Linked DNA regions of Homo sapiens: region 2 is linked to region 1. Evidence: read pairs that join two places in POLR2A ChIA-PET (ENCODE). Cell type or tissue: MCF 10A. All regions are shown on one strand. Each heading gives the region's core, and the rest is flanking DNA. Links, peaks and the distances in the headings are about the cores only.

The links. ChIA-PET counts read pairs that join two places held together with the same protein. Peaks named below come from ENCODE experiments on the same cell type or tissue, not always from the same donor. Only the 100,000 strongest peaks of a DNase experiment are listed, where the experiment ranks them.
Region 2: POLR2A ChIA-PET joins it to region 1 with 14 read pairs; 3 of 35 experiments call an interaction of 5 or more read pairs at or near these places.

Annotation. Positions count from the first base shown.
Region 1 is chr20:57,689,087-57,704,249 of GRCh38, reverse strand. All of the region lies in intron 1 of PMEPA1 (prostate transmembrane protein, androgen induced 1), which reads left to right. Among named protein-coding and RNA genes, the nearest start is that of PMEPA1, 13 kb to the left of the region's middle. RefSeq lists enhancers at 5,323-6,522, 7,403-7,935, 10,624-11,443. In MCF 10A, for the core only: a CTCF peak has its summit at 10,737 (motif pointing left); DNase peaks (open chromatin) are centred at 5,829 and 9,019.
Region 2 is chr20:58,104,025-58,119,187 of GRCh38, reverse strand. No RefSeq gene overlaps it. Among named protein-coding and RNA genes, the nearest start is that of CIMIP1, 39 kb to the left of the region's middle. In MCF 10A, for the core only: no CTCF peak of the experiment used is centred there; DNase peaks (open chromatin) are centred at 7,027 and 9,507.

The DNA.
Region 1 (15,163 bases), core at 2,790-10,789:
TTTAAAGGCACTGTGGCCACTGCTCAGCCCACCATTGCCACATGGGCCCTGAGTGGCCAGATCTTTCCGTTCCAGGGCAGCCGAATGGTTAGATTTTGACATAAAACTCCTGGGTTTTAAGTGCTGGCAGTTCCTTTTGTCTCCCCTGTCACCAAGAAGCCCCACAGAACCTGCTGGCAGACCCCATCTGTCTCATCAAGTGACCTGCCCTGCTGTGGGTGGGTTAGGAGTGAGACCGAGGGCCAGAGGGATGGAGGCGTCAAAACTTGCTGGCCGTGTCCCCTTTGTGCCCCCCTTCACTGTCATCTGATGGGTCTGTAAAGTGGGGTGATAATAGTCCCTGTGCTGAGGGTGCAGAGAGATTCTGGCTGTGTGTGGCCTAGTGTCTGGAGCAGCTGTGTGTTCATAGAGGTGAGCGATGATGGTGGGGCGGATTGGACTCGATGGTCCATTCTGCCTGGTTCCCTAGCGGTCACTCTGTAACAGAGTGCCTAGTGATGAGAAGGCCTTCACCAGAAAAAGGTTGCCCATCCTCGGACTGGCTGGGAAGGTTGGAATCAACAGGCCCATCTGGGGCCCATGGCCTTGAACATGGAGGTAATTGACTATCTGTGTAATACTCCTTGTCCTTGCCAGGCCCACCGCAGACCTGGCTGGCAACGACCCCAGCATGCCCGTTGCTGGCCCAAGAGGCCCCAGACGGTCTCTTCGGGTCTGCCAGCAGGGTTCCCTTAATCCACTGCCAGGCTTGGTGGACAGAGGCTGGAAGAGGGGGTACAAGGCAAGGCACAAAACTGGGGCCGTGAGGTCAACACCGCCCTGACGTCCAGATGCCCCACTGGCTGCAGTTCCTAAGACAGCCTAACCTGGGAGCAGAAAGCCCAGAAGCTTCTGATGGTTTGGGGCTCCCCTTTGTGAGAATCAATTGAAATTTTTAACAGGTGATCATATGTGGGGGCAAACCATTAAAAGAAAGGCCCTGATGTCCCCCACCCCCATCAACAGGTGCAGCGGGGGAGGGCCGGGGAGGGGCCGGTCTTCAGTTTCACTTCTGCTCCAAGCACTCCTTCCTGCCTTCTCCCCAGGGTGGGCTGCACCCCTCTGTGAAGCTGTGACAGTGCCGAGTACTGACAGTCAACCTCATTTTCCCGTTGGATGACACTACAAAGCCAAACCTTGACACCTCAGGGGTCTCGTCAGGGTCTTGTCAGGCAGGCACTGGCAGAACTGTTTGTCACCAAACCGGGAAAAATCCCAGAATGACTTACCAGCCAGGGCAGGGGCTTCAGCACCCTGGGGTGAGCCTGGAAGAGCTTGGGGCATCCCCAGACTATCCGAGAGCCACAGAATGGCTTCTCTTTTCTGTTCCTGGGTTACTGATGGATTTTTTTGCTTCTGCTCTTTTTCCTAGTTGAATGTGAAGAGATTATTATGTGCCAGGTATTAGTGACGCATTTTTCTCAGTGTTCAAAACAACCCTGAGAGAGCTATTGCACCAATCTGCGGATACAAAAATGGGATCAGAGAGTGTAAGATACTTGCTCGAGGTCACACAGCCAGGAACTGATGCTCCATTGGGATTCAAACGCAAGCTCCCTGACCTTGCAGTCCACACTCCCAGGCTTTCTTTTCCACTACACCGACCTCCTGAGCTCCAGGGCTTTCTTTGCAAGATTGGCCATTGCAGTGCTATTTTAGGCTCCCAAGACTGCAAGCCCATATTGGACCATTTGTTAGGGAAGAACACATACGAATTGGCCACCTCTCAGAGCAATTGGGTCCATTCTGCTCTGGCAAGACACCGGCTGACATTCATTGGAAATGTCTCCCCAAAACACACGTGCCTTGTCAGGCTGCATGAGGAGCTGGTGTCTCTGTCTCCAGCTCTCTGTGCATCTCTGACATACCAGCACCAACAGATGTCGTGGCGGGGGTTTGGGGAGTAGCTGGGGAATGTTCCCAGGGAATCAAATGTAGACTTGATAGGGGACATCACTAGACACAGCCTCCGCAGGGGCTCAGCGTTCAGCACCATCTGCCACACACCTCTGACCTCCGGTGCTGTTCCCAGGGCCGCAGAACGTCAGGGAACGACACAGACAAATTCCTGCCCTCTACGAGCTGCTGCCCTTGTAGGGAGACAGGTGAAAGAACACGAGTCATTTCAGAAGGGAAGCTGAGAGGCCACACTCAGAGGCACCTTCAGGGCCTCGCCTAGGGAGACCCCCAGCCTGGTGTCCTGTTTGGGGCCCAGGAGCACCCTGGCCTTCCTCCTGTCACACCTGTCATGGCAGTAATCGAATCTTTGTGTCATTAGCTGTGCCATGTCTGCTTTCCCTCCAGGCACCAAGCACCGAGGGGTTGTTGTTGGTTGTGTCCCTGAACCTGGTAGGAGTCTCATGTGCGTTGGATGAAGGGAGGAAGTGGGCAGGTGAACTTTCAAGAGATTCCAGATTCTTGTGGTCAAGATACAGGCTTTGAAGACCTTCATTCTGGGGGTGAGCGTGGTATCCTCCCGAGTCTCCAGTTGACCCTCTGTGAGGTGGAAGGAAGAATGACATCTGTTCTATGGGGTTGTCAGGACCGTTACCTGAAAAGCACCTCTGGTACAAAATGTGATTTTTAATGCTCCAAAGTTTCCACTATTGGGGGCAGGAAACTGTGCCCGAGTTTCATACCTGCCCTCTCTTCTAGAGCTAAGGGGCAGGTACAGAAGTCAATGCAGACCCACCTCCCCTGCACCCGCTCCAGTTGCCCTGGGTGGTCAAGGTTTCACAGTGATGGCTTTAGTCCTCCAAAGGCCATCAAATGGCAAAAACGCATTGCCAGAGCTTGCTGCAGGCCCCCAGAAGGAGAATTCCTAGGGTGATTCTTCTTGGCACACACTTGCTGCAGACTGGGAGTGTTTTGGGGTTATTGTCCTCACGGAGGAAGGTGGAGTTTGCTCAGAGGTGATGTTGAGATGCCATATGCTGGACCGAGCTAAGCAGCTATTGTGACTCAACTTCGGCGGTATCAGGTGGTGATCAGCTATTCCTAATGCTCCAGCACATTCTAATATGTACCTGTTGTTAATGGGAATGGGGGTAGGAAGAAAGGTGGCTTGGAATCAGTGCCTGCCATAAACTAATAAGGATGTCAGAAAGATTCGAACTATAGTCTGATTTTCTTCTCTTTTTTTTTTTGATGTCTTCTTTTTTCTTTTCTTTTCTTTTTTTTTGAAATGGAGTCTTGCTCTGTCACCCAGGCTGGAGTGCAGTGGTGCGATCTCAGCTCACTGCAACCTCTACCTCCCGGGTTCAAGTGATTCTCCTGCCTCAGTCTCCCAAGTAGCTGGGACTACAGGCATGAGTCATCACACCTGGCTAGTTTTTTTGTATTTTTAGTAGAGACAGGGTTTTGCCATGTTGGCCAGGCTGGTCTCAAACTCCTGACCTCCGGTGATCTGCCCGCCTCAGCCTCCCAAAGTGCTGAGATTACAGGTGTGAGCTACCATGCCCGGCTCCTTTTTTGATGTCTTTTAACTAAAATCATTTGTTATTGTTTCAGTGGGCTTGGGAAATGGCTCTACTGGCAGAAAAGAGAATTTTATTTAGTAACAAGTTGAAAATCCCCAGTGGCTCTGGGATCTGGATGGTGGATAAAGGTTGATTGTGACCTCCACGAACCAACTCTTCACCATCAGCAAGAAACACCTCGCAATCCTCCTTAGCAGTGGTGCTAGACTCCCCTTGGGCTGGACGGCCACAGCTAGAACCACCTAACAGCCATGCAGGTTCGAGATGCCACTTTGCCTTTTAAGTCTTAAGAAACTGTCCTATATCATTTGCCCCCACTATAGGCTTTTGGGGCTTCAGGGGAGGTGGCTGTGCCAAGTGCTTATTTGTGTTGATAAAAGTTGCACGATCTTGGCACCAAATAGATCAATAAACATTTTGACAGTTGGTGGAAGTGGAGTTATTGTGTACCTCAGTTTCCCTGTTCCCCCGAACATGTTCGGTAAAGCATGGGCCTGTGGAGGGGTCTGTCAGTGGCAGCTGTCAGCCTCTATTGTCATTGACAGGTTGTCATGGATTCCCAGTATGCAAGTCGCATCAGCATCAGGAGTGGAAGAGTCTCTGCTGGTCCTTAAGGTCTCCAGGAGGGGCCAGTTCCATCACTGGCTTTGGGAGCATGAAAGTGACAAATCCAGCCATGAATTTGCCTGAGTGTCAGTGGTTAAGAATACAAAAAGGTGTGTTTTTATATTTAGAGCCACGTATCTTCAAGTATATACAATATACATTTGTATTTTATGTATGATATATGTAAAACGCGGACTGTCGAAACATGTGCGTTCCAACCGCCGAGGCCGGGAGGCTTCTCTGAGGTCCCTTGTTGGAGTCCACCACGGACATCCCACCTCCCACAGGTGTGTCACAGGGTGAGCTCAGGTGAGCCTGACCTTCTCCCAGCTTTGCCCCGGGTTCCCCCAGGCAGGTGAAATCAGATTTTCCAGGCCATGTCCTCGGCAGCAAGAGAAGTAGGAAGCTGAATCGGTTTTTCAGAAATTTTGAGCAATGCAAACTGCTCTTTCCCCCAGGAGGTTTTCAGCACCAGTGGTCTCAGTTGCCTAGTTACCCCTCTGCTCATCTAGACCAAATCCCGAGAGACTGCCCTGCACCCCACACGCCTTGCTTGGCCTGTGGGGCAGTCCTGGCACCTGGTAGTTGCACAGGGAGAGAGACTGTGGCGGGGTCCTGGGGCTCTTTAACATAGCTCAGCCGCTTTCTAGATGTGGAGTCTTTGGTCAGCTCCTTACTCTCCCTGATCTTGGCTGACTGATTTATAAACTAGGATTTATAATTACTGCACGGAGGTGATTAAACAAATTGTCTTTTAAGCACCTATCACAGGGCTAATTCCTAGTAGATGCTCAATAAATGGCCACGAGAGTGTTGGTGCCGATGGTAAGTAGGGATTGGTGGTAAGCAGGATGGCTGCCCGAGAGTGTGAGCTGGGCGGAGCTCAGGTTGGCTCCTTCTTGCATCAAGCTGCCCACTAGGCTTGCACATCCTTGATGTGGGCAACACCCACAGACTGCACAAGCTGTCCCATAAGGTTCAGATGCCCAGACAACAAGATTCGGTTCGAGCCCTGTGGGGTGATGCATTCCAGAGACCACACTTCCTTTAGGGAGGCTCAGAATTTGCATGGGGCCACAGCAAACGCCTTTCTTCATTCCCCTGAGTTATACAGCAGGTAGCAGAGCTTCAATCTGAAACACCTCGTGGATGTCAGTTGAGAGATGGCGTGAGAGTTTGGTTGTGGTCAGTGATGTGCTTCAGACTCCCAGAGAAGGGAGACTCTCAATGTCCTCTTATGGCTGCTACATTTAAGGAATAAAAAATAAAAGTTAATACAGAGACTTGCCAAGTCTGTGTGTGTGTGTGTGCCTCTATATGTACGTGCTGACTTCTTAGGATTTCTGCAAGGTCCGGAACAGCTTTCCAGAAGAAGGTGGAAAGTGAAGCCGGGGAGCTTTGCACAGGTCTGGGAACCCTGCAGGAACTTGGTGCCCGCCGCGCCAGTTCCGCAGATTCCCCTCACCGGGCTGAGCTGATGTCTGTAGCTGGCCAGAGTTCTAATTGCCTTCCTAAAAACAATTTAGTTGGTAATAATTCTGTAAATGTCTGAATCAACTTTGCGCAAACACCCTGAGTAATTTCTTTGTTCTTTTCTTTCTACTTTGTAATTGGTGTCTGTAAAAGCCAAAGGTTTGGTCTTGCGGAAGGCATGATTCATTTATTGGTGTCTATGCCTCCTCGTTATTGAGTCATTTCAGATGCCATCACGGTGAGCCAGGGCTGATTCATATGGGGCTGAGCTTAGAAGCCAATAGGGTCACGGCCATAGGAGGAAGCTGGTTTTCTAATCTGTTTATGATATGGGAAAAAGAGGCGGGTGTATTGAGATGATGGAGAGGGTGTCAATTACATGGGTGAATATAACCAATGAAATAACACCAACCAGCCTTTAAACACCACTCCATTTGCTGCTGTTGATCGTTAGGATAGATCGCAGCTCAATGCACTCCTATCTCGGGTGTATCTCTCCCTGTGTTTATGGATCTTGATCTCTGAGCAGGCTGACACGGGAGGGATGCCCCCACCCCAGACCTGGAGAGACGTTTCAAGTCATAAGCCACAGATGCAGAGAATGTTGCCTCTTTAAAAAATGTATCAGCTGGACCTACCATGAAACAAATGTTTAAATGTTTAGGCTCACGTGTAAGGGAGCCTCTGCCCCATTCCCTACTCATTTCTCTAACAATGACAATTATTAGATGTTTGCGGTTGTTCGTTCTTTGCATTATTCTCCAAACTGTGTGAACTTACACATGGTGCCACTTATTTTGCCTAATTTTATTAGTTGCTTTGGCCCTAAATTGTCACTGTCCTCCCGTCTAGAGGGTAATCAGAGTTGTTTGCCACATGGCCCAGAGGTGTAATTATGAGTCCAAATTCCAACTGTCCGTATAAATCTAGGCTCTGCCTGCAAGGGGAATATTTCTTCCTGCAGTGCTTTCCTCTGGTTGGTTCCCCATCTGCATAGCTGCACTGCATCCTCCACTCTGCATCGGGGAACAAGGGTCTCTCTCAGGTCGTTTTCAATATCCAGCTCCTAGCTTAGGGCCAAGTGCAAAGCGTGTCATTGGTGTCTGTCTAGCTGCTGGTTGGATGGCTGTGAGAAAGTTCACTGGAGGAGAAATTTGCCAGTAACCCTGTAGAATCCAGCCAGTATTTATTGAGCTGCCTAGTGACTTCCAAAGTATAGATGAGGGATGTTGAGTGCATGGCATTCCATCCAGTGTCCCCTACTTGCTGCCCATAACAGACATTGCTAATCAATTGCACCCTCCATCCTTGCTGCACTCAGATCCTCACCGAGGTGGTACTCCCAGTGTCTGCTCCCAGTCGGGGTTCAGAGAGGGCTTGAGTGATGACACTTGTTGACCATCGGGTTGTGGATGATCCTTATGGGGAAAACTGGAAGTTGTGCAGACAAATGGCTGACTGAAAGACTAGTGGGGCTGCAGAAATCCTGGTGCATGCAGCCACCAGGACCAACTCCCATCTGCTCCTCCTTGTCACCCTGTGTGAGTCCCAAGGCAGTTCCTTCCATGAGTTCTAAGGACGTTCCCCATCTGTAGATGGCCCAGCCCCACACTTCAGCTACCATGTAGCGGGAACTCCCACACTTCAGTGAAGCAGCATCCAAGGGTGACTCCAAGAGCAAGCCTCCCCGAAGAGCATGGCTGCCCGGAGTAAGCATTACTCCTTGGTTCCTTGACAATATGTCATTTTCCTTTTTTAAAAATCAGGGGTGTAAACGGAAATGTGCACAGAGGCCTCCATTTTCTCTTGCCAGCCTCTCTCCACAGAAATCTTGAGCTCTGCTCTGAGCGCTTCGCGGCATTCCCTTTCACTCTAGTGAGAATGAGCTCTGGATCCTTTTCCCAGAATAGACTCAGAGCGGAGTTGAGGGTGGGGTTCAGGAACAAAGACAAGAAAGGGGAGAATCTGGGAGGCAGTCAGTATTTAGGGAATGAACCCAACACCCAACAGCTTTGTCTCCTTGTTTTTCTGGGTTCTTGCCGGTGACGTCGCGGCTTTTTGAACCCTAGCAATTCCTACTGACAGTGGCAGGTGCTCACTGAGCTCTTTGCACACCCTGTCTCACTAATCCTCATGGCAACCCCATCGCATGGAGGAGGTGGAGCTAAGTCACCTGCCAGGGATTGCCCAGCACACCGCAGAGCAGGATTTGAACTTGGGCTGCAGTGTCTTGGCACAGGGTGGGAGGGAGAGTCACAGAGAAGCGGGACCCTTTGCCAGCCCATGGTTGAAGGGGAAAGTTCTAGACACAAGGTTTTCCTGGCATTCCTGGAGCCCCAGGGGCGCCCAGGCTCATACCTCTTTCTTCCTGAAGCCTGTGCCTCATTTGTCTAGGCAGGGACGAGCCCACCTTCCCCTGAGCCTCAGAACCGCCTGTCACTTGGTTTAAGGGATGGGCTGGTTGGGGGCCTCTGCTCCTTCCTCCTCCTCCCATCCTCCACACACTTCCCTCCTTGGAAGGGTGCCAGCAGCGATCCCTGGGGCTCAGAGCAGGAGGGAGCAGAAATTGTCGGTAACAGGTTGCAGCTGAAGGGAGAAAGTGGTCCCTGTGACCAGTGAGGTGCTTGGGCAGGATCTGAGCTCCCCAGGAGGGGTGAGGAGAGAGTCCAGAGAACATCTGGACTGGAGGGACCCTCTCTAGCCTTCTTCAAAATGCAGTGGTTCTCAGTCCTGGCCACACATTAACACCACCTGAGGGGCTGTGGCAGCACCCCAGACCCACTACCTCTGGGATGGGGCCGGGCCATCTGGGTTTCCTAAAGCTCCCCAGGTAATTCCAGGGTGTGGCAGAGTTAAGCCCGCTAAGCTGCCCTCAGCCCCAAGCTTGCAGATGGGTAAGTTGAGGTCTGGTGAGGGGGAGGAGGAAACTCAGGCCACTTTTCAGCCACAAAATCCTTCTGGTGCTAATCAGAGGAGTACTGCTAGGCCAGGCCCAGTGGCTCACACCTGTAATTCTAGTAGTTTGGGAGATGGGTTTTCACCATGTTGGCCAGACTGGTCTCGAACTTCTGATCTCAATTGATCTTCCTGCTTCAGCCTCCCAAAGATTACAGGCGTGAGCCGCTGCGCCGGGCCAGGCCTGCAGTTTTAAGCAGGGCAGACGGATTGTGAAAGGGCCAAGCTGGGCTGGAGGTCCGATTCTCTAGCGGTGAAATGCCAGGTGCTTCAGCGGGGAAAACATTTTGTAACCTGAATCTGGGCCCGTAACGGGTACCAGAGACCTGGGTGTCTGTCCCAGCCCCAGCCAGGGGGCCCAGGATAGTGGCAGAGCCTTGGAGACTGGACAGACTCCAGCAGCTCTGGGGCTGGGTTGGCCCATCAGCCGCTGTTGCCAGCCCCGCTGGGCTCCAGCCCAGAGCCACCGCCTGCCCGCCTCACCTGGCCTGCATTCCTTTGCAGGGAATGAGGATGTGGGTGACCCCAGACAGGTATGAATCATGTCTTGGGGAGGTGGTTACTCAGAGGCGGCAAACGCCGAGGCTGCCTTCCTCCCAGACAGCGTGGACCTCAGTGTGGAGCTTCGTGTCCTGGGCTTGGGGCATGGCTGCTGAGGTGGGTGTTTGAAGGGCCTCATTGGAGTGAGATGGGCTGACAGGCAGTGGTCCCTCTCCCCTTGACTCTAGCATGCTCTGAAGAAGAAGAAGAAAAGAGCAGTGTGGCTGTGGCACCGGGATACCAGGTCACAGTCATGGCAGCCTCACTTACCGGCTTTGTGGCTCTCAGGCCTATTTTTCATCTAGAGATAGAAGTGCTGGGAAGCAGTCCTGACTTCCTCCTGTTGTGAGGGCAGCATGGACCCCCCTCCCCTTATTTCCTGAATGCCTACCATGTGCCAGGCACAGCACCACATGCAGCCCTGCAAGAGCTACTAGACTTGTCTTACATGGCGCTACATGCAACCCTCCAAGAGCTACTAGACCTGTTTTACAGATAAATAGACTGAGGCTCAGAGGGCAGAAGTCAATTGCCCAAGGGTGCATGACTCGTAATTGGCCCCACTGGATGTCCAGCCCACTGCACCCATCTGTGTCCTAGCCACCCTCCCATGTCAGTTCCAAGAAATCTATAAACCCGAAGCAAACGGTAGCACATGAGAAAACTGGAGATGGCACGTGGATGGTCATTTAAAATTTAATAGTTCCGTACTCATGTGAATGTATGTTAGGAAAAATATAACAAGCACATTGTCGATTTCGTGAGTATTATTGCTTAAGATCGGGTTAAGTAATAAGTAAACCAATTGAATATTTTATTTCAGTTGAAAAGAAAAATACTGAAGAATTTTAATGCCTTTAATGGGGTACTTGAGTATGGCAAAAATCGGGAAGGCTGAGAGTGTCATTTGGGAGCTGTGTCCCAAGTCCCTCGTGGGCCTTTAATCAGCAGTTACAGATCTGCAGCTCCTCCTGTAGGATGGAAGCACTTTGCTCTTTGGCCTTTTGAGGTCACCCAGCTATTTGAAGGTCAGGGGCAACTCGATTCTAATGAGATCAAGGTCACAGGGTCATGTTGCCCCCAGGAAAGTGGGAGATGGAGTTCTGTGGTCCAGGCTGTGGCCCTGCTGCAGGGCTGGGAGGTGGAGAGGTGTGGACAGAGAAGGACCTCCCATCCTCACCGGCAGAGAAAGCTCAGAGATGCTCCCAGCTGGTGATGAGGCTCCAGCCTGAATCTCAGCCTGCTGCTGATGATGGAGAAGCCAGCACTTCACTGAGTACTTCCTTGGTGCCCCGTCACCACCCAACACCTCCTCACAAGGCTTGCAGAAGAGCCTGCTGAGACTCAGAGTGTCTGTATCCTGCCCCAGGTCGCAGCTGTGTGGCATCCTGATCTCTGTGTATTTTAACCAAGATCTCGATGTTCCCTTTTTGTAATGGAAAAAAAAAATCTCCTTAATTTAATTGTTCTGTGATGTCTGAAATGGGTGGATATTCTGCAGAATAGGTCTGTGACTTATTATTTAGCCTCCTCATGTACCTTTTTAGCTCTGGGGAGAAAGACAATTGGAAGCAAGTGAAGAAAAGGGCTCAGGTGTGTCCCAGCCCCAGGCCTTGCAGTTACACCTGCCACCTGCTGGCCGCCACCGTCTGCTGGCCCCCACCTTCGACTTTTACTGCTAGGAAAAGTCCCGGGGCGGGGAGGTGTTGGGGAAGTTCTGCCGCCTGTCTGGCTTGTGGTTTGGCAGACCTTCCTGGATGCAGGTCTCGGATCCTGGGCTTGAGTCTCATCCTACAAGAACTAGGGGGAAAGGTCGAGGAGGCAGCTCCTGAGCCCACTGGCTCTGACTTGTGTGGGGCAGGGAGGGCACTTGGCACTCTGGGCCTGGTCTCTCTGCTCATCCTGTGGGCCTGCCTCCTACCTGACTACCTGTCTAGGAATTTTTATGGCAGCCCGCAGAGGTACTGCAGGTCGGCTGGAATGTGAGATCCTGGCCCTGGGAGGCGTGGGGTAGGCGGGCTTCAGACACAGCTCCTGGCTGCTGGGCAGGAACGCAGAGCGAGGCGGCCACTCCCGGCCTGCTCACAACATAAGCGTGAACATCGTGGTTTTGCCACTTCGGGACTTGGCTGAGTTTTGCCACGTTTCCTTATGCCCTGATTCTGCCAGGTTAATTCTGATTAGGTTTCGGTTTGACCACTGCCTGGGACACCTTGACCCACAGCAGGGATTGAGATAAACAGTTGATTATCATGAGTTGTGAAAGATGGAAAATAGTCCTATTACCAGCAGCACTTAGGCAGCCCCCTGCTCCCTGAGACATTGCTGAGTGCTGTCCTGTAGAACAGAACCCTCCCACTTAGCCTGGCCTGGATCTCTGCCTTTTCTTTCCACAATGAAGAGTATCCAGGCAAGAGGAGGTGGACGGAGGTTCCTCAGGCTCCAGGTGACCATGGCTTCCACAAGCCGCCCTGCCAGTGGCACCCGGCTGGCATGGGGTGGGACAGCCACTTGGCCTCCTCTGCATCTGGCAGCCTCAGCCCTCGAGGAATTGAATCCTCCTGGGGCCAAAAGTGGCCGTGCTCGTGACCCGCCAGCTGCAGGCCAGGTACAGACCTGGGCCCTTGGAAGGAGCAGTGGCCTGGCAGGGAGGGGCTTCAGGGGGACCGGGCTCAGGAGTACTGGGCATCCTGGTCATGAGGTGGGAGCTTCGCTCCCCTGTCTGGGCCGCCCTGTGAGTTCCTGCCACCAGCCCTGACAGACCATTGCTCACCTGCCCCCATGACTCTTCCCACACCTGGTGGGCTGTGCCTTGGTGCTTGCAGCTGCCCAAGTCCAGGGGAGGCCACACCCCATCCATAGGGAGTGAGTGGTCACCACGTAAGAGTGTCCTCGGGGTTGCGTCTCCTCTATGAGCCTCTGTTTCTTCATCTGTAAAATGGGGATTGTAATAGGCACCCACTACACAGGGGGCATCGTAAGAATTAAATGAGACAGTTTGTGGCAAGGGCTCAGCTCAGTCCTGGGTGCTTTGTAAATGCTCGAGAAACAAAGCCTGTTCTGTTTGTAAGACGTAGCCAGTATTGGAGGAGTGGTGGCTCCGTAAGCCCCGGGACCTACCCGTGAAAAGGGAGAAGAGGGTGATGGGATGTGAAAAGTTGGGAGGCTCGTCGGGGAAGGAGATGTGAGAATGAGGCCTGCAGTGTGAGTAGGAGTTCTGCCCAGGGGGAGGTTTCAGGAAGCAGCCCGTCCCAGGCACACCCAGGGTTCTGTTTCCCCTCTCTGCAGATGGAGGTAGTTGTTCAAGACCACACAGCGGGGGTGGCTTTGGAACGAGGGCTGCGGGCACCAGTGAGGTGGGTCTGAGCTCCTCTGTGAGCATGAAATGGACAGTCTGGACCGGGAGATGGTGCACCCAGCCTTAGCTCGCAGCTTCTTCCTCTGAGAGGGGTGAGAGTGAGGGTGAGGGTCCTGCCTCCCCTGTCCTATTCCCACCTCTGCTGCAACCTGTGTAACCCTCAACAGCAGAGTAATGATTTTCTTCGGGGGAAAACGTTCTCCCTACCCCATCCCTGAGGAAGCAGGAAAGGAGTTTTGGGGAGTAGGAGCTGGCATCAGCTCAGGGGAGAGGAGCGGTGCCAGTGGTGCCTGTCCCTGGGGCTGCTATAGCCTGGACACCTTCGCCCTCCTAGACCAGCCCAGAGACTGTGATTCAACTCTCAGTCAGTCTGGGGCCTTGACTGGTCCTCGGTCTGTTCCTCCTCTTTCAGAGCCTGCACAAGAACCCCTAGCGCAGCCCCTCTGCTGGAGGGACCTTCGGAAGAGTTGGGGAGAAGGAGGCTCCCCTCATGCCATGTTAATGGGAGGGGACACCAGAAGGCTGGGTGGCATTTGCCATTTTGCACAATTAGGAACCTCGCTAATGGGTAATTTTACTCAATATTTCACGCCATTCATGAACTCATCTGACACATTCATTGAGCACCTACTGTGTGGTGGGCCTAGTGTTTTGGACACACACAACCGTGAAAAAGACAGGCCAGCTCCTAGTGTGGCAGACTGGAAATCGGCCAGAAAACCAATGACTGTAGAACAGCTTTTCAGAAGTCCCGTAGGAAAAGACCGAGGGGCCGGTAGGGACGAGGAGGAGGCACCAGGACCAGCTTTCTCTAACCCTGCTTCTCTGGTAGCCTTGTAAGCGGGATCCCCAGGCCTCGGGGTGTAGAGGCATCAGCGTTTATCAGGCGCAGTAGTTCTTTCCTCGGATGTGAGCTGAAATGGGGCGAGTGCAGGAACCTGCATGCTCACACATTTTCTCCCAGGAGGTGCAAGTTCCAGAACCCCCGGCTCCTGGATCCTCACCAACTGGTGGGTGAGGAGTAGACGGCCAGGCTCCACCCCAGACTTCCGGCAGGTGGGGGTCGGCTGGGCGTGTCACTTACAAAACTCAGAAGAAGCCAGATCTTCATCTGCACCGAGTGTTTCCCAGGACAGAGCCCAAGCAGGAGAAGCGCAGGCTGGGGTGCGCGCCTGCTCTCCAGGCCCCTGCCACCTGTTTGCACATGACCCTCTACACCCGCCATAGCAATGGAGACCCCGCCTCCTGCTACAGTTAATTAATCCTTCTTTTTTGCTTCACAATAAAAATAGCATGGCTCTTCTGATTGTAAAAAGTGATATACACTCCTTATTTAACGAAAAATTCAAAGAATTTGATAAATGACAGGCGAAAAGTCAAAATGCCTGCAATTCCAGCACATGGAGGTAAGTTTCTTCTCTGGGGATATTCTCAGGAGCATTTGCATGTGTAGCGCTGATGCAGGGCGGGTGGCAGTGGTGGGGGTGGGTGCAGGCACTGGGCCCGGCCCCCCCGGGTGGTCTGTGCCCCAAGCCGCTGCCCAGCGTCTCTTCGCTAAGAGGTGAGGTCAGAGGCTTGCTTGGGAACCTCTCTGGCCTCCCTGTCAGCCCAGCTGGCAGAGGCAGGGAGGGTTCCACATGGAGGCCCCCAGGCTGAAAGCCAGGCAGGTGGGAAGGTTAGATCTGGCTGGCTCTGCCTTCACCCAAGAGCCTCGTCCTCCTTATCCATAAAATGGGGTGACACCGACAGTTCCTAGCTCGTGGAGCTGAGGTGAGGAGTGCATCGGGTGTTGGGAGAAGCTCAGCAAATGCCTCGCACACAGTAAGTGCCCCATGGACCTCGGCTGCTGCCGGGCGATGCAGCCACTGGCCCCTGGGACCCACGTCAGCCCCAGCAGCGCCGTGTCTGTGTCCCTCCGATATATAGAGCTGCTGAATCAGACTTTGATTCACAATCAAAGGCTTCTGTGGTCAAACACGTCTGAAAGGCCACAGCCTCTCTTTTTACGACAGGTCCCTGAGACCCAGAGAGGGTGAGTAGGAGGCAGGAGCATCTCCCCATGGCCCTGGGAGGCAGATTCAGGGCGGCCCCTGGGTCCCCTTGTCCCCGGAGCTGGGAATGTACTTGAAGCTTCTAAGCTGATCATCATGAGAAACAGCTATTTATGTGGGCACAGTTGTGAGGACTCTCCTTGAACTAGTTCCTTTAGCGACGGGCAAAGAGGATTCCCCGAGTTTCATTTGGAGACTGTCCCATCTTGGCACTGACCTAGGTCCGATTCCCGGTGCTGGGTCCGATGCTGGACTCCCCAGGAGGAACGGGGTGGTGTCTGTTGCCACAGAGGTGGACCAGGCCAGAGTCACCCCTCACCTCGCCCCACTCCCCAGCCGACCTTTCTGCCTGGGAAGGCCAGGCCTCTGTCCTGGTCACACAATACCCCCTTCTCACGTTCAGACTGGCGGTCTAGACACTCATGCTCCCTTTGTTCCGAAGGGTCAGGAGTTGGGGGAGGGCCCCAGAAAGTGGGATTTGGGCCGAGATAGAAGAGAGGGGGTGGGTAGTGGGTGAGGGGAAACTGGCTTCAAAGGAGGCGGCCAGTTCTCCCTCCGCCTGCCCAGCGAGTGACCAGCCCTACCAACAAAACGTGCACCAATTTCTAATGATAGAGGCAGCTCCCAAACAGAAACGCGTTTTGAAACCCAATCAAGCTGAC
Region 2 (15,163 bases), core at 3,558-11,557, 410 kb before region 1:
TGCTTGAGCTATCAATAACTGACATGACAGTGTTGAAATCTCTAGCTATAACAGTGGATTTGTCTGTGACTACTTTCACTTCTATCTGTTTTTGACTCACGTATTTTGAAGCTCTGTTGCTAGTTGCATATTTAGGATTATCATATCTTCTTGGAGAATTGACCCCTTTATGATTATATAATATTCATTTTTAATCCCTGATAATTTTCCATCTTCTGAAGTCTACTTTGTCTAAAATTATTATAGCTGCTCTGGCTTTCTTGGTTTGCACGGTATATTTTTCTCTACTTCCTTACTCTTAACTTATCAGAGTCTTTATATTTAAACTTTGTTTCCGATAGACAATGTGTAGTTGAGTCTTGTTTTTTATTCATTCTGACAATCTCTGCCTTTTAATTGGTGTAATTAGACCATTCACATTTAAAGTGCTTATTGATACATACATTGATTAATATCAACCATGTTTGTAACTGCTTTCTATTTGTTGCCAGAAGCAATGTTTTCTGCCTCTCTGGTTTTAATTTAGCCTTTCATATGATTCCATTTTATCTCCTCACTTAGTGTATTAACTATGCTTCTTTAAAAACAGTTTTTAGTGGTTGCCGTAGAGTTTGCTATATACATTTTTAACTAATTTAAGTCCGTCTTAAAATAATACATTTACACTTCATGTGTAATGCAGCTATTTCATATCAGAATATTCCTAATTCCTTCCTCCTATCTCTTGTGGCATTGTTTTCATTCATTTCACTTATCCATATGCTATAATCCCCCAACACAATGTTATTATTTGCTATTGAATTGTGTCCCCTCAAATTCATATGTTGGAACCCTAACCGCCATTGTGATTGTGTTTTTAGGTAGGTAGGGCCTAGAAGGAGGCAATTCAGCTTAAATAAGGTCATAAAGATGGGTCTCTGATCTGATAGGACTGGTGTCCTTACAAGAAGAAATTCCAGAAAGCTCCTCTCCTTTCTCTCTCTCCACATGAATGCACCAAGGTCAGGCCATGTGAGGACAAGAAGCTTCCTGCTTCTGGCATTTCCTAGTAAGAATAAGAAGAGTCCTTACCAGAAAATGAGTCAGCTGGAACTTGATGCTGGGCTTTCAAGTCTCCAGAACTGCAAGAAAATAAATTTCTGTTGTTTAAGACACCCAGTTTGTGGTATTTTGTCATGGTAGCCTAGGCAGACTAAGATATTATTACTTTAAACAATCTGTTATTGTTTAGATTAATGAAGAATAAGAAAAATAAAAGATTTTATTTTCATTTGTCTTCTCTGATGATTTTTTTAAAAACGTATATCCAGCTTTCTGACATCTGTCATTTTTCTTCTGACTAAAGAAAATTTCTTGCAGAGCAGGTCTGAGAGCAACACATTCCCTCAGTTTTTATTTACAAAAGTCTTTATTTCTCCTTCACTTTTGAAGGATATTTTAGCTGGATATGGAAGTCTAAGTTGTCTTTTCCCCATTCAACACTTTAAATATTTCACTTGACTATTCTTCCTTGCATAGTTTCTGATGAGAAGTCTGCTTACAATTCTATCCTTCTTCCTCTAGAGGTAAGGTTTTCCCCATCTCTGCCTTCTTTCAAAATTTTCTCTTCATCTCTGGTTTTCTGCAGTTTGCATATGATATGCTTAGATGTAACTTTTTGGTGTTCTCTGAACCTCCTGGGCCTGTAGTTTGATAAATGCCATTAATTTTGGAAAGTTCTTGGCTATTACTACCTCAAATATTGTCCCCCATTCTCTTTTTTCTCCTTGCATTTTAATTGCATGTACCTTACATCTTCTGAAATGTTCCCACACTTCATGGGTATTCTGTTTTGTTTCTATTATTATTTTGTTTTCTCTTTGCATTTCGGTTTGGGAAGTTTCTATCGATGTATCTTCAGGCTCACTAATTCTCTCCACAGCCTCGTCCAGTCTACAGATGAGTGCATCTAAGGCAGTCTTCATTTCTGTTAGAAATGTTAGCATTTCCTTTTGATTATTTCTTAGAATTTTTATTTCTCTGGTTACATTATCAATCCGTTTTTGCATGTTTTCTACTTTTTCCCAATAGAGTCCTTAATGTATTAATCATAGTTATTTGAAACTCCCTGTCTGATAATTTCAACATCTGTGTCATATTTGAGTCTGATTCTGATGTTTGCCGTGTCTCTTCAGGCTGTGTGTTTTTTCTTTCTTCCTTTTGGGTGTCCTTTTAAATTTTTTGTTGAAACCAGACATGGTGTATCAGGTAGCAGGAATTGAGCTAAGTAGGCCATTAGTGTGAGGATTTATGTTAATTTTACTTAGAGTTGGTCTGTGTTTAATGTTTGCTATATCTGTAGGTGCCAGAGATTTCAAATTTCTTTAGGTCTTTATTTTTTCCCCACTCTTGACTTTGAACTTCTCCAAGCCCTCCTCAGAGAGAGTACTGCTTCTTGGAGCCCTTTCAGCTGTAATTCACTGCTGTTATACTGGAACCCTGTTGGTGAGGTGGTAAATTGCGGGAAAAGGGGAGTGTTCTATATAATCTTCAGATTAAATCTCAGTCTTCCAGGGGTCCTGTGTCTGGCCTGTGACCTTCGCAACTGTTTCTCCCACCTGTAGGTGAGACAGGAAAGCTAGAGGGGGCTGCAGTGAGAAAATGCCCTTCCCCAAGCTGGGATAAGCCTGGACAGTCTTTCCCCTGGGGAATGGGCCTTCGTTATGGAGAAGGCTCTGGTGGCTTTTTTTTTTTTTTTAAATAAGAATTACTCTTCCTCTCCTTGTCAGAGCCAGGAGATGCTCTTTCTAGAATCTTCTCAATAAGAACTTGGGGATTCCTGGAGGCAAAGCCCTTGACATTGTGGAGTCCCCCTAAGATTGCAGCCCCAGGAGTTTCTCACTGAGAGCTGGTCTATACTCACCCGTTAGCAATTTGTCAAAATTGCCATGTAACTGTTCTACTAGTTATGGCTCCAGCAGCTTCTGTTCTGGGTAAGTGGAGCTCAGCTGTTACTCTCTAGGTTCATCTGTGTCTCCAGATTTTGGGGTGGTAGTTTACCTTGAAAACTCAGTTCTCTGATGGGTCCATGAAAAGTCATTGGTTTTCAGTTTGTCCAGCTTTTTGTTGTTGTTGTTATATGGATGGGAGTGACAACTTCCAAGCTGTTTATGTGACAGAGCTGAAACTGGAAGTTTATGTATTTTTCATATCATAGAATGATTTTTCTCTTTTGATGTGTTCTCTCTCTCTCGCTCTCTTTTTACAGACCACAAGACAAATTTTGGAGGGAGGGAATAACTGTTATTCAGAGGTGGAGTGTCTGATCCTCTGTGGTGGGGCTGACATTTATTTCATTTGTCATAACAATTCTGTGCCAAAGAAATTGACATCCCCAGCCAATAGTAGAGACCGGCGAGGCTCAGCAAGGTTGGGTCATCAGCTCAAAATCACACCGCCTGGGAGTGACAAATCTGTGATTTAAACATGGCTTTCTTGGCTCCAATGTCAGGGTCATCCCAATGAATCTAAGCCACTAGCTGCTCTCCCCATTGTCTTTGGTTGAGATGCCACTGAACGAATAAAAATGGCCACCTTTCTAGGTGCTCCTCACATCCAGCCTAGCAGGTCATGTCTTGGGGTTTTTCAGTATCAACCACGAGACTGGGCCAAGGCTTCTGAAGACATTGGTTTTATTCCCTGGCATGGAGATCTGCAAACTTCTGTAAAGGATATATAGTAAATATCCTCAGTGTTGTGGGTCACATGGTCTCTGTGGCAACTGAACTCCATGGTTGGGTACAAAAGCATAGACAATATGTAAATGAATAGGCACAACTGTATCTCAATAAAACCATTTATAGACACTGACATTTATATTTCATTTAATTTCTACACATCACAAAATGATATGCTTCTTTGGATTTCTTTCCTTCTTTCCTTATTTTTTTGAGACAGTCTCGCTCTGTTGCCCAAGCTGGAGTGTACTGGTGCGATCTCTGCTCACTGCAAACTCTGCCTCCCCCATTCAAGTGAACCTCCTCCCTCAGCCTCCTGAGTAGCTGGGATTACAGGCACCCACCACCACGCGTGGTAAATTTTTGTATTTTTAGTAGAGACGGAGTTTCACCATGTTGGCCAGGCTGGTCTCGAACTCCTGGCCTCAAGTGATCTGCCCTCCTTGGCCTCCCAAAGTGCTGGGATTACAGGCATGAGCCACTGCGTCTGATGTTTCTTTTGATTTTTCCCTGATCACTAAGCTGTTATTAGCTTAAAAGGTGCACAAGCATAGGTGGCTTGCAGAATTTGGCCTGCAAGCAGCAGCTGGGCCATCCCTTGCTCAGAACCTCACAGAACTCAGTGCTAGGTTTAGGATGAGGGCTAAGGGCTGCACTGGAGGGACGACTAAAGCTTTGAAAGTATTTAATAGAATAGTTGCAGAGAAATAATGATGGACAGTAATAGACAATTATGAGACAAACACTGTGCTAAGTACTTTATAGATATTATCTCTCTCAATTATCGGCAGGGTCCTTAGAAGAAGTTGTAATCAAATGCCCATTTAACAGACGAGAAATCTGAAGCTCAGGGAGTCACATATGAAGTGACAGAGCAGAGATTCAGGCTGTCTGAATGGCTCCAGTCGGTTTCATTTTGGGGAGTGGGTGCAGGTGGGTTGGGAACGTAATGGGGTGTGAATCCGGAACAGGATCTCTATCATATATTAAAAGGATGGACATAGAAGCTCTTCTCTGAACTCGGAAGCTGGGGCACTCCTGTTTTGCAGATTTCCCGGGCTCATTCTCTTCTTGGTGACTCCAGGTTTGTGAGGACCACACCTCTCCTCATCTTCAAGACAGTCTGTTTTGTCTGAATGATTGTCTTGGAGCCTACCTGGTTTGGCTAGATGCGTGATAGCATGAGAAGCAAATTGCCAAGCCCCTGAACACCATTGTGAGCACTGGAATTGTGTGTCTTATTACTGTTAAACGGCGACTAAGCCACCAGCGCTAGAGAACGTGTAATTTCACGTATAATTTAACGGAAGCATGCATCCTGGTGCCTTAGTCCGGGTAACAGCTTCCTGCTTTTGTACAAGGCGCTTTGCACATTAAAGTAATTGCAGAAACTTATGAGGACGACAGGAAAGTTTACTCTTCCTCTTTACGAAGAAAACAAATGTGTTTTTCTGCAGATTCTGCCAAGGCTCAATTTTAATGATCTCGCAGATGGAGCTGGCACATGTGAGCCCGTGGGTGCAGCTGTCTGCTTTCTCCAGCCTGAGGGGCGTGTGACTGCAGCCATAGCACCGTGTTGGCAGCACTGCGTCTCTCCCGCAGCACCACTCTCCTAACCCACCATGTCACTTAAGGGGAGGAGGGTATGAGACCTGTTGTGAGACTAAAATGAGAAACACCCCAGAGGATACGCAATTGGCAAAGCTGACAGTTCTCTTGCTGTTTCACTGGCATTGGGGTTGGAGTCCCTTGCATGTGCCCTGCCCCTGCTGAAGTAGGTGTCCCTGAGCAGCCCATGACTTTGGTGGGAGCATTAGGACAGAGCCTTGTTTTTCCCCACTACCCCTGCCTGGCTAAACACACACTCCATCAAATAAACCACGAAGCAGCAGAGAGAGGGTTGGCAATTTGCTTTTGAAAATTCACACGTCCACGAGGGTTTCAACAACTTTGGCTGTATGTGCAATTGTTCTTTCCATCAATTGCTTATTGTTTGGAACTCAACCAGAGTTCAAAACTCAGGTGCATTCCTTCATTGACCCAGCTTCAGTATTAATAGTTGAGAGGAAAAGAAAGCAAACATTTAAACAAGTTCAGGGCTGGGGTGTATGAAAAATACACTATTCAAAGTTGTGTTAGTTTCCTATTTCTGTTACAATGAATTACTACAAACTGAGTGGCTGAAAACAACATAAATGTATTGTCTTACGGTTCTGGTGGCAGCAGGGCTGTGCTTCTTCTGGAGGCTCTAGGGGAGAATTCATTTCCTTGCTTTTTGCAGTCGGCAGAATTGCCTTCTTCTGAGGCTTCTCTCGTTGGCTTGTAGATGGCTGTCTTCTCACTGTGTCTTTCATAGTTGCCCCTCTGTGTGTGTGTCTGTGTGCAGATTTCCTCTTATTGTGTGGACCCCCAGTCATATTGAATTTGGGCCCACACATATGCACTCATTTTAACTTAATTACCTCTGTAAAACTCTATCCCTCAATACAGTCACATTCTAGGGTACTGGGGGTTAGGGCTCCAACATAGGAATTTGGGGGACACAATTTGACCCCTCACGCTAGTTCTGTCCTCTCCTCTGAGAACCTGACCACTCCATGGTGCCTTTTGTACATACCTTCAAGTAGCCAGTAGAGACCATCTAGGCCCTGAACACCATATCCACATTCCTAGGGGAGGATAAGGAGACCAGCCTCATGCTAGACAATGCTGGCCAAAAAGTTAAGGGTCCAATAGCGTGCCAGTCAGGGGAGTCCAAATGCTGTGACAGAAAACCCCCAAATCTCAGAGGCCAAACACAATCACCGCCCAGTATGTGGTGGCAGGGGTGCGGCTTCACGCAGCCATTCAGGGATCCAGGCCCTCACAGCAACTCTCTGTAGTAAACTGGGAAGTTGGACAGGCTTTGTCTGAAAGCACAGCTGTGCTCATCTTAGGTTTCACGAGATAAGGTCTTGAGAAGTGATGTTTGATTTTGACTCTGAGAGGCACAGTCCCCACTGCTATTTTCAGTTATTTCACAAAGGGTTCATTTCCTCTTCCAGCTAATGAGCTCCCAAGGGGGCACAACTCAATGGCTCACCAAGCATCCCTTCTTAAGGGTGACCAGCTATTCTGGTTTTCCTGAGACTGAGGAGGACTCCAGGAGGCAGAATTTTAAGTTTTAAAATTGGGACAGTCCCAGGCAAGCCAGGACGAGTTGGTCAAGCCACTGTTTGTTGAAATACATATTTTCAATAACTGAGATAACTCTGATTCACCACCCTGGAATTAAGGGGAAGCAGAAGGAGCTCTAGGCACAACCACACCTGCTACTCTGATGACAAATGCCTGCTTTCCAAATCTCACTGGTGAAACTCTTTTGTTTAAAAGAGTCTGAGACTCATTGGGCCAGGCACGTGCCTAGTGCTTTTTAAAAAATGTGAATAGGTCTCATCATTGAGAAATTGCAACTTAGAAGACAACCATCTAACTTCTATTGAAAAATCAAGAGAGCTGACAGTTCTGGGCTGTATTTCCATGTGGCAACAATTATCTGGAGCTGGGCAGAGGTTTCTACTTTAGATGGGGCCTGAGCTTCCTAGTTGCACCGCTTGCCACCATTTACTGTTTTCTCTCATGTCTAACCCACTGACTGTGACGTCACCAACCTGGCCGCTGAGGCCATTGAGTTTGCAGTGGATGGCGTTTTCTTAACTGTAACCCAATCAACCTTGGGAGAAGGAATCCCAGTCTTGATTGTCTCTCTGGAAACACTAACTCATAAACTTCAGCTCCATCTCAGTTCCTAGGATCTATTTTGCTTTCAAGGGGATAAAGAGGTCAGGAAAGAGGCCGCTAGCTGGGCAAAAGTTTAGAAACCATTTCCCGCTAGCGCTGTGGTGTCAATCAAGCCCACGGTCTCCTTCCGCCAGCATCGTGACGTGCAGCCAGCCCTGGGAAACCGGGGCAGTTCTGGGAGCTCAAACGGGAGCCGTTCACGTGTCATTTTTCTTAGCAACAAGGATTCCGCTTCATTTCGGGCTTGTCTTGAGAGGCAGAAGTTTCTATTTATCAGCCAACAAAGAGGCTGAAGGGTTTGATGCCTGCTTTGAAGCCGGGGGCTGGGGTTTGGATTGGGTTCTAGGCCCCACCATGTGCATGCCTTTCACTCCAAATCAAAAGCAAGAGGGAAAAAGGGAAGATTGTGGTTAAAACAAAACAAAACAAAACTGGAGAAACACTGAGAAAATATTGTGCTAGTTTATCTCTAAAGGATGTGCCCTTCAGGTAGTGCTCAAAGAGGCTGTAACTTTTCCTGACTCCAATTAACGCTCAGGGGACACTGACAGTCCAGGGAGTGCCCCAAGCACAGCTTTGACATAGTACTGTTTCATCTAGGGAGGGGCAGAATGTGTAGCAACAGGGGCTCTCAGCCAGTTGGGACAACGATGGTTTTGGGGTCGGGCCCGGTGGCTCACGCCTGTAATCCCAGCACTTTGGGAGGCCAAGGCAGGCGGATCACCTGAGGTCAGGAGTTCAAGACCAGCCTGGCCAACACGGTGAAACCCCATCTCTACTAAAAATACAAAAATTAGCTGGGCGTGATGGTGCACGCCTGTAATCCCAGCTACTTGGGAGGCAGAGGCAGGAGAATTGCTTGAACCAGGGAGGTGGAGGTTGGAGGGAGCTGAGATCATACTATGGTACTCCAGCCTGGGCAACAGAGCAAGACTCCATCTAAAAAAAAAAAAAAAAGTGGTATTGGGAAATGTTTACTGACTGAACAAATGTTTTCTCAGCATCTTCCAGGTGCTGGCACCATGCAAGGCCCAGGGTTACAGTGGCATCTGGGGCAGGTGTTGTCCCAGCAGACTCTGAGGTGAGGATTAGGACATGTCCCAGGAGATGCCTCTCAGGGAGGGGAACCAGAACAGGGATGGAGAGGAAGCCAATCAGGGGGTGACTTCAGTGATTCCCATTCCCCTGCCTGATCCCGGGGAGAGCCCTGGTATATAAATTACCCCCACCCCAGAACTGGCCTGATCAGAGTGGGTGCTGCTGGCCTTGGTCACCTCACCAGTCAGTCACTGACTGTGGGCATGGTGGGGCAGCATGCAGGCTGCCCACAGGGTACTCCTCTGAAGTTTGGGTCTCCTTGGCAAGGCTCAGGATGTGAGGGGTGGGCACACAGAGGTGAGAAAGAGATCTGGAGGTGACTGCATGGGGGCGCCCATGCATCCCCAGCAAGTGCAAGTGAAAACAGCCATGGCCCCTGTCCTAGTCATTTCTGTTGCAATAACAGATGGGGCGGCTGAAAGAACAGACACATATTCCCCACAGTGCAGGAGGCTGGAAAGTCTGAGATAAGGGAGGTGGCAGATTTTATGGCTGGTGAGGGCCCACTTCCTCCTTCCAGTTGGCTGTCTTCTCCCATGACAGAAAAGAGTGAAAAAGAGAGAGAGCACTCCAGGGTCTCTTTATAAGGGCACTAATCCCACTGATGAGAGCCCCACCCTCATGACCTATTCACCTCCCCAAAGCCCCACCTCCTAATAGCATCACATTGGGGGTTAAGATCACAACATATGAATTTTAGGGGGACACACACATTCGGTCTATATATAGCATTCCACCCTGGACCCCCCAAATTCATGTCCTTCTCACATGCAAAATACATTTATCCCATCTCAGTAGCCCCAAGTGTCTTAACTCATCCTAATATCAACTCTAAAGTCTAAAGTCCAAAGTCTCCCCTAAATAGCATCTAAACCAGATATGTGTGAGACTCAAGATATGACTCATGGTGAGGCAAAATTCCTCACCAGATGTGAGCCTGTGAAGCCAAACAAGTTATGTGCTTCCAAAATACAACGGTGAGTGAGGCATAGTACAGACATTCACATTCAAAAAAAGAGAGAAAGAAATAGGAAAGAAGGAAGGGATGATGGGTCCTGAGCAAGTTCAAAATCTAGCAAGGCAAGCTCCATGAGATCTTAAGATCAAGAATAATTCTTTTTGGCTCAATGCTTTGCCTTCTAGACCCACTGGGGTGGTAACAACACCATCCCTACCAGCTTGGTGGGGTGCTTCCCATGCTGTGGCTCCCAGGAGGGGCCCCCTCTTGCTTCAGCTCTCTGTTGGGGTTGGGGGATCCTGCTGGGCCACTATGGCTTCACTGGGTGTTGGTTCCACTCTTTGCAATCGAGATGGAGGCAGACCTCTCCACCTTTGCAAACGAGGTGGAGGCCATGCACTCTGGGCCTGTGGTGGGAGTGGCAGCTCTAGTGACCTCTGAATCACCTTTGGGGTCCTTCTTTCCTTGTGTTGAAGAAAGCTGAATGTTCACATCTGAAGAATTCTATGGTCTGGTCCTGTAGGGTCTAAGAAGTCCTATAATCTTCATTTTGTCCTGTTACCTCTTTTCCTTTAGTCCTAGATAGCAGTGCTTCTGCTGGAACAATTCCATCTTTGCTTCTGGCTTTTATTGAGACGGTTGATCAAGCCCATGGTTCATATTTGTACTAATCTTCTTATCAAATAGTCACTGAGCCACATCCTTAGCATTCTGCTCCAAACAAGTTTTCTCATTTTTTTGCAATAGGGATAGGTTGGCAATTTCCCAACCCTTTAAATTCTGGTTCCTTTTTGCCTAATAACTCCATCTTCAAATTATTTCTTCCTTCACACATTTTATTATAAGCAGTCAGGAGGAATAAAGCCACTTCTTTAACAATTTGCTTAGAAATTTTCTTAGCTAAATATCCAATTTCATTGTTCACAAGTTCTACCTTCCACAAAACACTAGAACATGAACACAATTCAGCCACATTCTTTCCCATTTTATAACAAGAATGGTCTCTCCTCCAGTTTCTAATAACATGGTTCTCATTTCCATCTGAGACTTCACCAGAATGCCCTTTGCCATCCATATTTCTCTCAACATTTTACCCACGATTACTTAGGTATTCTCTAAGAAGATGGAAACTCCTCTTATCTTTCTGAGCTCCCATCAGAACCACCTTCGAAATTCCCTTCATGGAATTCTAGGCTTTTTCTAGCATGTACCTCAAAACTTTTCCAGCCTCTACCTATTACCCCGTTGCAAAGCTGTCTGCATTTTCAGATATTTGTTACAGCAACACATTGTTTTTTGGTATTTTTCTGTTCTAATGAGTTTGGGCTGTTATAACTGGGTGGCTTAAACAACATAAATTTATTTCTTATAGTTCAGGAGGCTGGGAAGTCTGAAATCAAAGTGTCAGCAGATTCAGTATCTGGTGAGGGCCTTCTTCCTGGTTTCCAGATGACCGTATTCTCACTGTACTCTAACGTGGTGGAAGAAAGCACAAGGCAGCTCTCTGGGATTCCTTTTATAAGAACACTAATTCCATTCATGAGGGTTCCACCTTCATGACCTAATCACCTCCTGCCTCCTAAAGCCATCACATTAGGGGTTAGGATAAATTGGAAGGGACACAAACATTCCATCCATTGCAGCCCTTGCCTCATGGGACTTGCCAGGTAGCAGGGGCAGGCAGATGCTCTGTAGAGGATGGAGGGATAGGAGAGCTGTTTTTTGAGGAGTGTGGAGTTTACAGGAGAAAGAAAATAGAGTAAGAGTTGAGTTAAGGAGCTGAGAAGAGAAGGCAGGGTAAAGAACAACCCAGATGCAGGGAAGAGTATGTGCCACCACTGTGTGGAGGGAGAGGGCTCAGTCGAAGCTCACTGGAGGCTGTGTGCATGGAGCTGGGCAGGGAGGCCAGGCCAGGAGGCTGAGGGGTCAGCAGGGGCCAGGCAGGCCAGGCTCTTGGGCTGCATTAGGGAAGCCACTGGATGATTCCAAATGGAGGAATCAGGGCTCCAAGGCCATTTTCAGAGATGATTCTGGGGAGATTGAATTGGAAGGGGCTGCAGAAGGGATGAGGGGCCTCTTCACAGCCATGACCAAGCTGACAAGAAGAGGGTAAGTTTCTGGTTTGGGGAAAGTGACATGATTGTCAGAAAACCAAGGGAGAAAACCCATCTACACATAAAGGAAGAAATGGTTTTAATTCATCTCTGGGGCTGGGGATGGGTCCACCCTTCTGAGATAAATTCAGGTACTATTGGTAGGGATAAGGTGGGGTGGGAACAGTGGGAAAGATGGGGGTGTATCAGTCAGGGAGGCTGGGTTATGCTGCAGTAACAAATGGCCCTAAAGCCTCCGAAGCTTAAGACAATGGTGATTGATTTTTTCCTCATATGGGACCATCCGTTGGCAGGGACTCTAACTCATGCCGTGATCCTCCTCTCTCTGTGGCCCAGATGAACAGAGCAGCTGCTCACTGTGGCGGAAGAAAAGAGAAAATAGGACTGGCTTTTATAGCTTCCACCCAGAGGAGACATCCGTCACTTCTGTTCATCTTGGGAAGGCAAGTCATGTGGCCACACCTAGCTGGAAGCCTGTGCCTGGAAGGAGAGTGAGGCAGGATACTCAAGCAGGCTTGGTGGCTTCCACAACTGGGATTGCTACCATCATAATTAGCAATCTGAGGACCACAAATGAGCTCGATGCTAGTTTTTTAGCTTCTGCTTTGGCATTTTGCAGAGCCCCAAATTTTAAGAAGCTTCCCGTTTAGGACGTGCATGCCTTCTGTTTGGCCCTGGCATCTGTTGCCTGTGTACATCATCACTCACGTTTTGTGCTGTTCTGTTTTCCTTGCCTGGCCTCTTACACCCCTGGAAGCTCCTGGGACCCTTGCATATCTTCAGTACCCAGAGAACGAGACCCTCCATTATGGGTTGAATTGTGTCTCTTTCTAAATTCATATGTTGAAGTCCTAACCCCCACTACCTCAGGATGTGCCCTTATTTGGAAATAAAGTTGTACAGATGTAACTAGTTAAGATGAGGTTGCTAGGGTGAGTCGCAATTCAGGATGACTGCTGTCCCGATAAAAAGGGGAAGCTTGAACACAGACAGGTACACAGGGAGAAAGCCATGTGAATACGAAGATGGCAGTCGACGAACCATGGAGAGAGACTGGGAACTGCAGGAAGCAGCCCTGCTGACACCTTGATTTCAGACTTCTGGCCTCCAGAACCATGAGTCAATCCATTTCCATAGTTTAAGCCACCCAATTTGGGACTTGGTTGTGGCAGCCCTAGCAAATTAACACATCCGCCAAGCGAGGGAATAATCTGAGTGGCAGAGAAGCCCTCCAGAGGGGCACTTCTTTCCTTTGCCCTGTGGACTCCAGGCTCTGTGCCTGGCAGCAAATGATACCTAATCACACTGCACTCTAAATCTACAGGGATTCTGTGGTTTCCCCCCGGCTCTCCATTTCTCTTGGCTTATCTCAGTCTCCTGTGCTGCCTCTAGCTTGATTAGCTTTACCCACATGTATTTGGCTTCATTCTTATTTTCTTTAATGTTTTGATAAGTGAGATCTCAAGCTGTGATTTTCTGTCTATGTTCCTAATCCTAATCTCTCTATTTCTTTCACCTCACTATTGTAAGAAATGTCTCCTGATTCAGTGTCCCATGTGAATTTAATTAACATGCTGCTTTTTAAGGAGTGGGTTTTGTTGACAGGGGCAAAGTGAGGTGAGGCAGAAGGGGAGACAGTAGTGTGTCAGTCAGGGAGGTTGGGTTATGCTGCAGTAACAAATATCCCCAAAGTCTTTGAGGCTTAAGTCAACTTTATTAAAATGTTACCCTCCTTGATGGTCCTGTAAATACGTGTTTGCGTGATATCAAAGAATGACAGCCTCACTTGTGGTGAGAGTGCCACTTTGCCAACTTACGCTATCCTTTGCTCTCCATCTCACATTATGGTCTTGGCTACTCTCTCAGTTGAAATTACCAAGAAGAGGGAAGGTCTCAGGTACAGCATGTGCAGAGAAGAATCTTCTCTCTGCTTGAGCTTGGAGCATAATGGTGGCTTGCACAAATCTCTGAACTACATGTTTCAGAGGAGCCATGCTGGGGTTCCCATCTCCTCAAACGAACATGGCAGGCGTAAAAGGAGCAAGGCGGGCAGGATTCAAATGGCTTAGGCAAGCAGAGGGCAGAAGATTGTTGCTTCTTGAGGGTTTCCTTTTACAACAAAAAAAATGAGTAATAAAGTTGAATTTGGGGGCAATTTGATTTGTTAAAATAAATTACTGGAAGTAATTGGATGAAGAAGGGTGCTGTTTTTAATTAGTTTAAGGGCATTGGCTGAGGAAAATCATCTTTCCCTCTCTCTTTTAAACATGGTTCTCCTCTAACTGGCACTGAAATTTTTTTTTTTTTTTTTTTTTGAGACGGAGTCTCACTCTTTCACCCAGGCTGGAGTGCAGTGGCATGATCTTGGCTCATTGCAAGCTCTGCCTCCTGGGTTCACGCCATTCTCCTGCCTCAGCCTCCCAAGTAGCTGGGACTGCAGGCGCCCACCATCACGCCCGGCTAATTTTTTGTATTTTTAGTAGAGACGGGGTTTCACCGTGTTAGCCAGGATGGTCTCGATCTCCTGACCTCGTGATCTGCCCGCCTCGGCCTCCCAAAGTGCTGGGATTACAGGCATGAGCCACCGCGCCCGGCAGCACTCATCATTTTTATAACATTTATCATGGGTTTTTTATGATTCTAAAAGTAATATAGGTCCACTAGAAAAATAGAGAAAAGCAAATTAATCTCACCTCCTAAAGACAACCTCTGTAAACATTTTGCTGTATTTTTCATTTTTTTCTATGTATTTTGTAAAGTTGGCATCATACTCTGCTTACAGGTCAGGCCTGTATTTTCTTTCATTTAACATCCTATTATAAATACCTTTCTCTATACATAAATGTTGGTAACATGATTTTATAAGGCTACATGAAATTCTGTTACATGGATGTACTCAAGTATATAAAGATAAGCCTTTATTGTTGGACAGTTAAGCTGTTTTCAATTTTTGCTGTTATAAATATCAGCACTGGATCAACATCCTTTGTGTGTCTCCAATTAAGAGGACTCACTGTTTAAAGCTTTGAATTTCTGGCTTTGCTCTCGCCAAAGAAATGTACTCCTTTACTTCTACTCTTTGGTTGTGAGGAATGGATGAGCTGAATGCCGTAAAAAAGGCACACGTGAAAGTCATGATATCGGCACCTTCTCACGTTTTACACACTTTGCGTGTATTAACTCATTAGCCCTTAGAGATGCCCTATGATAGAGGGGTTATCAGTATCCCCTTTTTATAGATGGGAATCAGAGCTGAACAGAGACCTGGAAAGAGAAGTGCCAGAACTGGGATTTGAACCAGGATTCAAACCTGGCAGTCTGGCTCTGGTGTGTGTGTTCCCAATCACCGTGCCACGTGGCCTCTCAGGACGGCTCCCCACAGGTGACACATCTGCAATTGATGGCAGTCTCACGTGTTGTGAGATTGAATTGGAAGGTTGGAAGGAGCCGCTGAGGACATTTTATAAGGCTTTGTCCCATGACCAACTGAGGTCGGA